Regions from separate parts of the Homo sapiens genome. Here region 1 is linked to region 2. Evidence: read pairs that join two places in POLR2A ChIA-PET (ENCODE). Cell type or tissue: GM12878. All regions are shown on one strand. Links, peaks and the distances in the headings refer to the core of each region. The heading gives the core; the rest is flanking DNA. Region 1 has its middle 30 kb from the start of STEAP3-AS1. Region 2 overlaps C2orf76 (chromosome 2 open reading frame 76).

Region 1 (4,395 bases), core at 291-4,290, 77 kb before region 2:
GGGAACAGACTCCAAATTGAGCACTTCAGGAAAATAGAGAAAAGCAAAAAAGAGAACCCAGACTACAGTAGGGGAGAACGGAATGGAAGTTCTCAGGAAGTGAGGTGCCCTATTTTTAAAATACTGAACAAAAACAACAGAAGAGAGTGCTCTACCATTGTGAAATGAGAAAAACCCTTAAATTATACCTCCTTTCAAAAAGTTCAGGAAATCTAATATTATGTAAACATAAGTAGCAGAAAAGGATTGAAGTCAAATCCCACACGGTTATTCAAAGAAAAAATAAAAAGTAGAATAACATCCCTGCAGACGATAAAAGCATGCCAGAGAAACACACGGGTGAAAACGACAGCCTAATATTTTGACATAAAAGCAAAGGGAAGGGAGGGGAGGGGAGGAAGGCACAGCTCATCTGTGGTATTCAGTAATGGGGAGCACAACTGCAAAGAAAAGAGGCAATGAGCACAAAAGCCAGGCTGGCGTTTACTCTTGGAGGAGGGGCGTGGCATTGCATTTGGGAAAGTGAGCCTGGCAGGCTTATGGGGTCAGAGTCAGCTTCCTTTATGTGGGGATGTTTAAAGGTGTTTATCTTGTAATTTCGTTAACCTCTCATTTTGTCTTATGCTATATATACACGTATATGTATAACGGTGTTTTTTGGTTTTGGTTTTGGCTTGTTTTTTGTTTTTGTTTTTGAGATGGAGTGTCACTCTGTCGCCCAGGCTAGAGTGCAATGGCGCGATCTCGGCTCACTGAACCTCCTAGGTTCAAGCGATTCTCCTGCCTCAGCCTTCGGAGTAGCTGGGACTACAGGCGCCCACTACCATACCTGGATGATTTTGGTATTCTTAGTAGAGATGGGGTTTCACCATGTCAGCCAGGCTGGTCTCAAACTCCTGACCTCAAGTGATCAGCCTGCCTTGGCCTCCCAAAATGCTAGGATTACAGGCATAAGCCACCGCGCCTGGCCATAATGGTTTCTTTTTTAGCAACTAAATTTGTTTAAAAGAGTGTTGATTTCAGTATTGTTCATAATTGCCCCAAACTCCATTGACAGGAGGGCATGAATAAATTGTGCTATTCAGATGATGGCCTGTTATTCAGCAATGAAAATAAATTACCTATTCTTCCAGTGAAACTTAGAGACATGATTATGGACAGGGAAAAAAACAAGTATCAAAAACCTACATGCTATATGATACCATTTTTATAAGCCTTAGAAACCAAGCAAAAATGAAACAGTGTATTATTTAGGAATACATACATATGTGATTTTTGAAACTATATTTTAAGGAAGCAAGGCTGGCAAACGCAAAATTTAGGATAGACTGTATACCACGATAACATTTTTATAATGCTCAGAAATCAGCAAAAATTAAACAATATTGTTTAGGAATAAGTAGACCCGTGATTTTTAAAACTATTCTTTAAAAAAGCAGGGGAATGATAAACCCAAAATTCAAGCTGGTTTTTATTTCTAGGGAAGCAAGGAGCATGGGATAGGGGAGCTAGACCCAAGTTTTCTTCCTAGGTCGTGTGGTAGGTTCACAGTATACTTTTGATTATCATGTTTCATGATTCACAAATGTGTTTTATATGAAGACTTTATCAGATCTGCACACTAAGAATACAAATTAAAAATTGAATTCTCTTTTTCATCAGCAATTCATCTGTTCATTCATTCAGTTATGCAACAAATAGGTATTGTGTGCCCGCCCTACGCCAGGCCCTGTGCTAGGTCCTAGGATAGGGCAGTGAGCAGACACCATGGCTGTCCTCTCAAAGTTCACAGCCTCCTGGGACTTTCTACGCCACTGGTGATGGGGCCAAGTGGGAAATGGCTTTTTACAAATCTGCAGAGAGCACTATTTACAATAGCAAAGACTTGGAACCAACCCAAAGGTCCATCAATGATACACTGGATAAAGAAAATGTGGCACATATACACCATGGGATACTATGCAGCCATGAAAAAGAATGAGTCCATGTCCTTTGCAGGGACATGGATGAAGCTGGAAGCCATTATCCTCAGTAAACTAACGCAAAAGCAGAAAACCAAACACCACATGTTCTCACTCATAAGTGGGAGCTGAACAATGAGAACACATGGACACAGGGAGGGGAACATCACACACTGGGGCCTGTCAGGAGTTGGGGGCAAGGGGAGGGAGAGCATTAGGATGAATACCTAGTGAATGCAGGGCTTAAAACCCAGATGACAGGTTGATAGATGCGGCAAACCACCATGGCACATGTATACCTATAAACCTGCACATTCTACACATGTATCCCAGAATTTAAAGTAAAAAAAAAAAAATCTGCAGAGAGTAAGAGCCAGGACAATCCATAATCAGGACCTTCCATTTCAGGATAACCAGGAAATACCTTGTTGGTATGACTTGAGGGAGGTAATTTTTAAATTAAGATAGTTAAGGCAGCCAACAGGAGACAGCAAAAACAGCAGACAGGCACTCCAGGCCGGTGGTTCCCAATACTGCCAATGTTGTTCCCCAGAGAAGTTTTCATCATCTTAAGCAATGTGATATGCACATGCATGCAAACATGCACACGCACACGGGTTATTCGGAGTTTATTTCCTCCCTATGTTTCTGTGTTAGGATCTCCTTTCATTTACGTATTGATAGTGATGATAGACAGTGGTCGGACTTTGTTTAGGGAACTGTGGTTTGGTTTTTAATGTCCATACTTAGTAAAATAAAGAGCTGCCAAATCCAAATCAATCTCTAAGATTTAAATTCTTCATTATGTAAACCCTGAAGTTTGAGAATCATGGTCCAGTCATGTTTGAACCTAGCACTTTCCTTTTTGAGTAGGAAGACTGAGGTCACTTTTCTCTTTTTTTTTTTTTTTTTTTTTTTTGAGACAAAGTCTCACTCTTGTCACCCAGGCTGGAGTGCAGTGGCACAATCTCAGCTCACTGCAACCTCCACCTCCCAGGTCCAAGTGATTCTCCTGCCTCAGCCTCCTGAGTAGCTGGGATTATAGGTGCCCACCACCATGCCTGGCTGATTTTTGTATTTTTAGTAGAGACGGGGTTTCTCCATGTTAGCCAGGCTGGTCTCAAATTCCTGACCTCAGGTGATCCGCCTGCCTGGGCCTCCCAAAGTGCTGGGATTACAGGCCTGCGCCACTGCACCTGGCCTGAGGTCACTTTTCAATACTTGGTTAAGACCTTGCTTGGCCTCAGGAGTAGCCTGGCCTTGACTCCCTGCCCAGCACCACCCCCATCCGTAGGGCCTGGAGGAGTTCCTCAGCTTATCTCTGAGCAGAGCTGAAAACCACCCTATGGCTGACACCAAGGTGAAAGGAAAGGACTGGTACCTAATAGCAAAAGCAGCAGTATATGTGTGTGCATGTGTGTATTACTACAAATACATCTGTTCCGGCAAGGTATCTCTACTACAGAATCAACCCGCGGGAATGTTTAGCTGAGGCTCCAGAGACCCTGTTGAGGAGTGTGCCGTGTCTGAGGTCAAGTAAGTGCTTAATCCACTAGCTCCTTCTTCCTTGTATCTGCCAGTGTGGCCAGCCGCTGCATCCATTTCCGTTCACCTCCACCATATCTGCCATTTCCACCCAGGCTTGGACCTCATTTCTTTATATCAACGTTTCCTTCAAATCTACTCACTTGTTTTCCCTGAAAATGTTTGTTTGTTTGTTTGTTTGTTTGTTTGTTTGGAGACGGAGTCTCGCTCTGTCTCCCAAGCTGGAGTGCAATGGTGCGATCTCAGCTCACTGCAAACTCCACCTCCCGGGTTCAAGCGATTCTCCTGCCTCAGCCTCTGGAGTAGCTGGAATTACAGGCGCCCACCACCACACCTGGCTAATTTTTGTATTTTTAGTAGAGATGGGGTTTCACCATGTTGGCCAGACTGATCTCGAACTCCAGACCTCAGGTGATCCACCTGCCTTGGCCTCCCAAAGTGCTAGGATTACATGCGTGAGCCACGGCGCCCGGCCTGAAAACATTAATTTTTAATGTTCCCTATGGAGAGGCAGCATAGCACAGAGGTTAAAAACACAAAATCCAGGCCAGACATGGGGACTCAGGCCTGTAATCACAGGAATCCGGGAGGCAGGAGGATCACTGGAGTCCAGGGGTTCAAGACCAGCTTGGGCAACATAGTGAGACCCCATCTCTACAAAAAATTTTTTTAAAATATTACTCAAGCTGGTAGTGCACAACTGTAGTTCCAGCTTCTCAGGAGGCTGAGTTGAGAGGATCACTTGAGTCCAGGAGGTCAAGGCTGCAGTGAGCCATGATTGCACCACAGCACTCCGGCCTGGCTGACAGCAAGACGCTATCTCTAAAAAAAAATGGTAAAAAAAAAAAAAGGAACACAAAATCTGGAGCCACACTGCCAGGGTTTCAGC
Region 2 (4,395 bases), core at 86-4,085:
CTACTCTGGCCTACTTCAAAAGCATAATTTTAACTCTTGGATGGAGAACGAAATTTTCTTCTAAAAATAGATTTCGGTAACAATGAAATATCAAGAGCTGGACATTATAATAAAAAGAAAAAAGGTAACAAGAATTTTCTTTTTTTTTTTTTTTTTTGAGAGTCTCGCTGGAGTCTTGCTCTGTCACCCAGGCTGGAGTGCAGTGATGCGATCTCAGCTCACTGCAACCTCTGCCTCCCATGTTCAAGTGATTCTCCTGCGCAGCCTCCAGAGTAGCTGGGACTACGGGCACACGCTGCCACGCCTGGCTAATTTTTGTAGTTTTAGTAGAGATGGGGTTTCACCATGTTGAGCAGGCTAGTCTCGAACTCCTGATCTTAGGTGATCCGCCCGCCTCAACCTTCCAAAGTGCTGGGATTACAGCTGTGAGCCACCACGCCCAGCCCCAAGAATTTTCTTTTTAGGACAGACTGGAGAAAGGGTGGGAAAAGGATTGGGAGAGGCTGGTTGAAGGTACAGTTGAAATTAAATAGGAGGAATCAGTTCTGGCGTTCTATGGTTAACAGTACATTACAAAATAGCTAGAAGAGAGATTTTTAAATATCCTCACCACAAAGAGATAAATGCATGAGGCAATGGTCACACTAAATACCCTGATTTGCTCATTCTACAACTTATATATGTATTGAAACATCAAATTGTGCTCCCCAAATATGTACAATTACGTGTCAATTAAAGAATCTGCTTTAAATTTTTTCAAAAGCATATTTTTTTAAAATATGAAACTCAGCATTTATAAACTACATTAATGGCAGGGCACGGTAGCTCACGCTTGTAATCCCAGCACTTTGAGAGGCTGAGGAAGGCAGATCACTGACGGATCACTTGAGGTCAGGAGTTCGAGACCAGCCTGGCCAACATGGTGAAACCCCGTCTCTACTAAAAATACAGAAAAATATTAGCCGGGCGTGGTGGCACGCTCCTGTAAGCCCAGCTACTGGGAGGTTGAGGCACGAGAATCGCCTGAACCAGGAGGTGGAGGTTGCAGTGAGACAGGATCGCACCACTGCACTCCAGCCTGGGAGACAGTGTGAGGCTCTGTCTCAAAATATAAAAATTTTTTTTAAAAAACCCTACATTTATAAACTAGGACTATATGAGGGTTAAATAACATTTGAAAACTTCTTGGCATTTTTTTGTTGTTGTTTAGCTGCATAATACAAATGAAAGCACCATTATTCTAGAAGAGTTGGTTAAATCATCTTTCACTGACAGAACTTTTGAGAAAGATATTTTCAACATATTCATTTATAAATGATTTCAAAGTCTTCAACCTCAGCCATTTTTTAGATAGGTCAAAAAAATAAAATCTTCCACCTCTAGGGGTTTAGGTAACACAATAGGTACAAGATAAATTTTAGCTAATCTGCTGACTGGCACATGCTTCTCCATGCTGTAACTGCTTTACTGCATAATGACATTAGCAGCTGACCTTCCCTGAGGAAGAACCATAATCAGTTCCAAATAAATATATCCTTGATTACTGTTCACATCTAGAATACACCACCCACTGACAAATCAACATCTACAATTCCTCAGACCTGCCATTATGACCTTGAATCTGGAGCAAATACACAAAACCATAATTCGTTTTCTCTGCTCAAGATATGCAAGACTCTCCATAAACCATTCTGGACAGTTGAGTTTTCCCAAGGGTTGGAGACTTAACCATTTAGAAAGAATATTTCATACACTTTCTTAAACAAGGTATACTGGGTATAAATTCTATTTTTCTTGATTTGCAACCATCAGTGAGAATATTAATCCTTGTACTGTGTGTTGGGAGACATTTCTCCATGGGTCTCTCACACGTCTGCGTGTCTTAGAAGCAGAGGGGCTGGCTGCTTTCATTCTGAACTATCTTTCAAGGATATGTACATAGCGAACAGCTTAGAAAGACAGAGACAGTATCTCCCACCAGACTGTCCAGTAGCATGAAGACATCTCACTCCAGGGTAAGGCTGGGCAGGTTTGCTTGCAGCCCTTTATAAAGAATTTGATTTACCTAAACCTGGGGTTCTACAGCTGTGACATAAACCCACTGCACATGCAGTAGCAACTGAGCTACTCTGATTGCCCCTGTGGGACCTATAGGGAGGAGGAATGGAATAAACTCCTCCTCTCAGTGGTGGCATTAGATTCTCATAGGAGCGTGAACCCTATTGTGAACTGAGCATATGAGGGATCTAGGTTGCATGCTCCTTATGAGAATCTAATGCCTGATGATCTCAGATGGGACAGTTTCAACCCAAAACCATCCCCCTACCACCCCATCCATGAAAAAACTGTCTTCCATGAAACCGGTCCCTGGTGCCAAAAAGGTTGAGGACTGCTACTCTACAACACCATCCACCGAACAGGATGTAATGGACATTTATAGAACACCCCACTAATGACTGCAAAATACACATACTTTTCAAGTATCCACAACATAGATGCCAAGACGTCCACATCCTGCACCACAGGAAAAAACCATGACGAGTCTGAAGAAGTGAAATTAAACAATGTGTTCTCTGACCACAGTGGAATCAAATTAGAAATCAGAAACAGGAACCTACCAGGAAAGTCTTCAAACACTTGGAAACTAAGCAACAGACTACTAAACAAGCCCTGGACCAAAGACGAAGTCTCAAAGGAAACAAAGGCCAGGTTCGGTGGCTCTCAGTTGTAATCCCAGCACTTTGGGAGGCTGAGGTGGGCAGATCACTTGAGGTCAGGAGTTCCAGACCAGACTAGCCAACATGATGAAACCCCAACTCTACTAAAAATACAAAAATCAGCTGGGCTTGATGGCAGGCACTGTAATCCCAGCTTCTCAGGAGACTGAAGCAGGAGAATCGCTTGAACCCAGGAGGGAGAGGTTGCAGTGAGCTGAGATCACTGTTCTCCAGCCTGGGTGACAGAGCGAGACTCTGTCTCAAAAAAAAAAAAAAAAGGAAACTAAAAATACACTGAACTGAATGAAAGTGGGACACAGTTAAAGCACTGTGAAGAGGAAAATGTATAGCACTGTGAAGAGGAAAATGTATAGCACTGTGAAGAGGAAAATGTATAAATGCATAAATTAAATGAGAAAAAGTCTCAAGTCAATAATCTAAGCTCCCACCTCAAGAACCTAGAAAATCAAGAGCAAAACAAACCCAAAGCAAGCAGAAGGAAAGAAATAATAATGAGTGGAAATCAATACAATTGAAAACAGAAAAACAATAGAAAATCCATGAAAAAAGAGGTGGTTTTTTGAAAAGATTTTTTAAACACTGATGAATCTTGAGCAAGACCAGCTAGGGAAAAAAAAAAGAAGGCACAAATAACCAATATTGGGAATGAAATGGAGGATATCATTACAGGCTCTGCAAATAGCGAAAGGATAATAAGGGAATACTATGAACTAATTACATACATACATTTCACAGCACAGACAAAATGGACCAATTTCTTAAAAAACTAAAACTACCACCACTCACCAATATGAAATAAACAATATGAATAGCCCTATAACTATTAAGGAAATTAAATTCATAATTTAAGAACTCCCAAGAAAGAAATCTCTATAAGAACCTGATGAGGTGCCTGGAAAAAAGGAAGGAAGGAAGGAAGGAGAAAAGAAAAGAAATCTCCAGTCCTAGAAGGTTTCACTAGAGAACTCTACAAAACATTTAAAGAAGAATTAACATCAATTGTACACAACCTCTTTCAGAAAATGGAAAAGGAACATTTCCTAATTCACTTTATGCAGCTAGTTTTTCCACAATAAAGCCAGACAAAGCCATTACTAAAAAAAAGACAACAACAGACCAATATCCCTTATGAATATAGACATGAAAATCCTTAGTAAGACATTAGCAAATAGAATTTAGCAATACATAAAAATAATTATACACCCTGACCAAGTGGTTTTTTCCAGAGAAGCAAGGTTAGTTTAATATTTGAAAAGCAATCAATGTAATCCACCAAATTAACAACCTAAAGAAAAATCACATGATCACATCAAGTGATACAGAAAAGGCACCTGACAAACTTCAATGGAGACTCAACATCCACTGACAATAAGGACTCTCAGAAAAACAAGAAAAGAGGGGAACATCTCAATTTGATAAAGAGCATCTACAAAAAACAAACCAAAAAAAAAAAAAAACTAGAGCTAACGTTAGACTTCATAATGAAAGACTGAATGCTTTCCCCCTAAGATCAGGAACAAGGAAAAATAGCCATTCTCACCATTCTTATTCAACATGCTGCTGGAAGTTCTAGCCAGTGAAACAATGCAAGACAAGGAAATAAAAGGCAAAGAGATGAGAAAGGAAGAAATAAAACTGTCCCTATTTGCAGATAACA

Evidence for each region. Peaks named below come from ENCODE experiments on the same cell type or tissue, not always from the same donor. Only the 100,000 strongest peaks of a DNase experiment are listed, where the experiment ranks them.
Region 1: POLR2A ChIA-PET joins it to region 2 with 5 read pairs; 2 of 35 experiments call an interaction of 5 or more read pairs at or near these places.

Annotation. Positions count from the first base shown.
Region 1 is chr2:119,276,598-119,280,992 of GRCh38, forward strand. No RefSeq gene overlaps it. Among named protein-coding and RNA genes, the nearest start is that of STEAP3-AS1, 30 kb to the left of the region's middle. In GM12878, for the core only: no CTCF peak of the experiment used is centred there; no DNase peak of the experiment used is centred there.
Region 2 is chr2:119,353,418-119,357,812 of GRCh38, forward strand. All of the region lies in intron 1 of C2orf76 (chromosome 2 open reading frame 76), which reads right to left. Among named protein-coding and RNA genes, the nearest start is that of C2orf76, 11 kb to the right of the region's middle. In GM12878, for the core only: no CTCF peak of the experiment used is centred there; a DNase peak (open chromatin) is centred at 2,545; H3K4me3 peaks cover 1,405 bases; H3K27ac peaks cover 2,322 bases.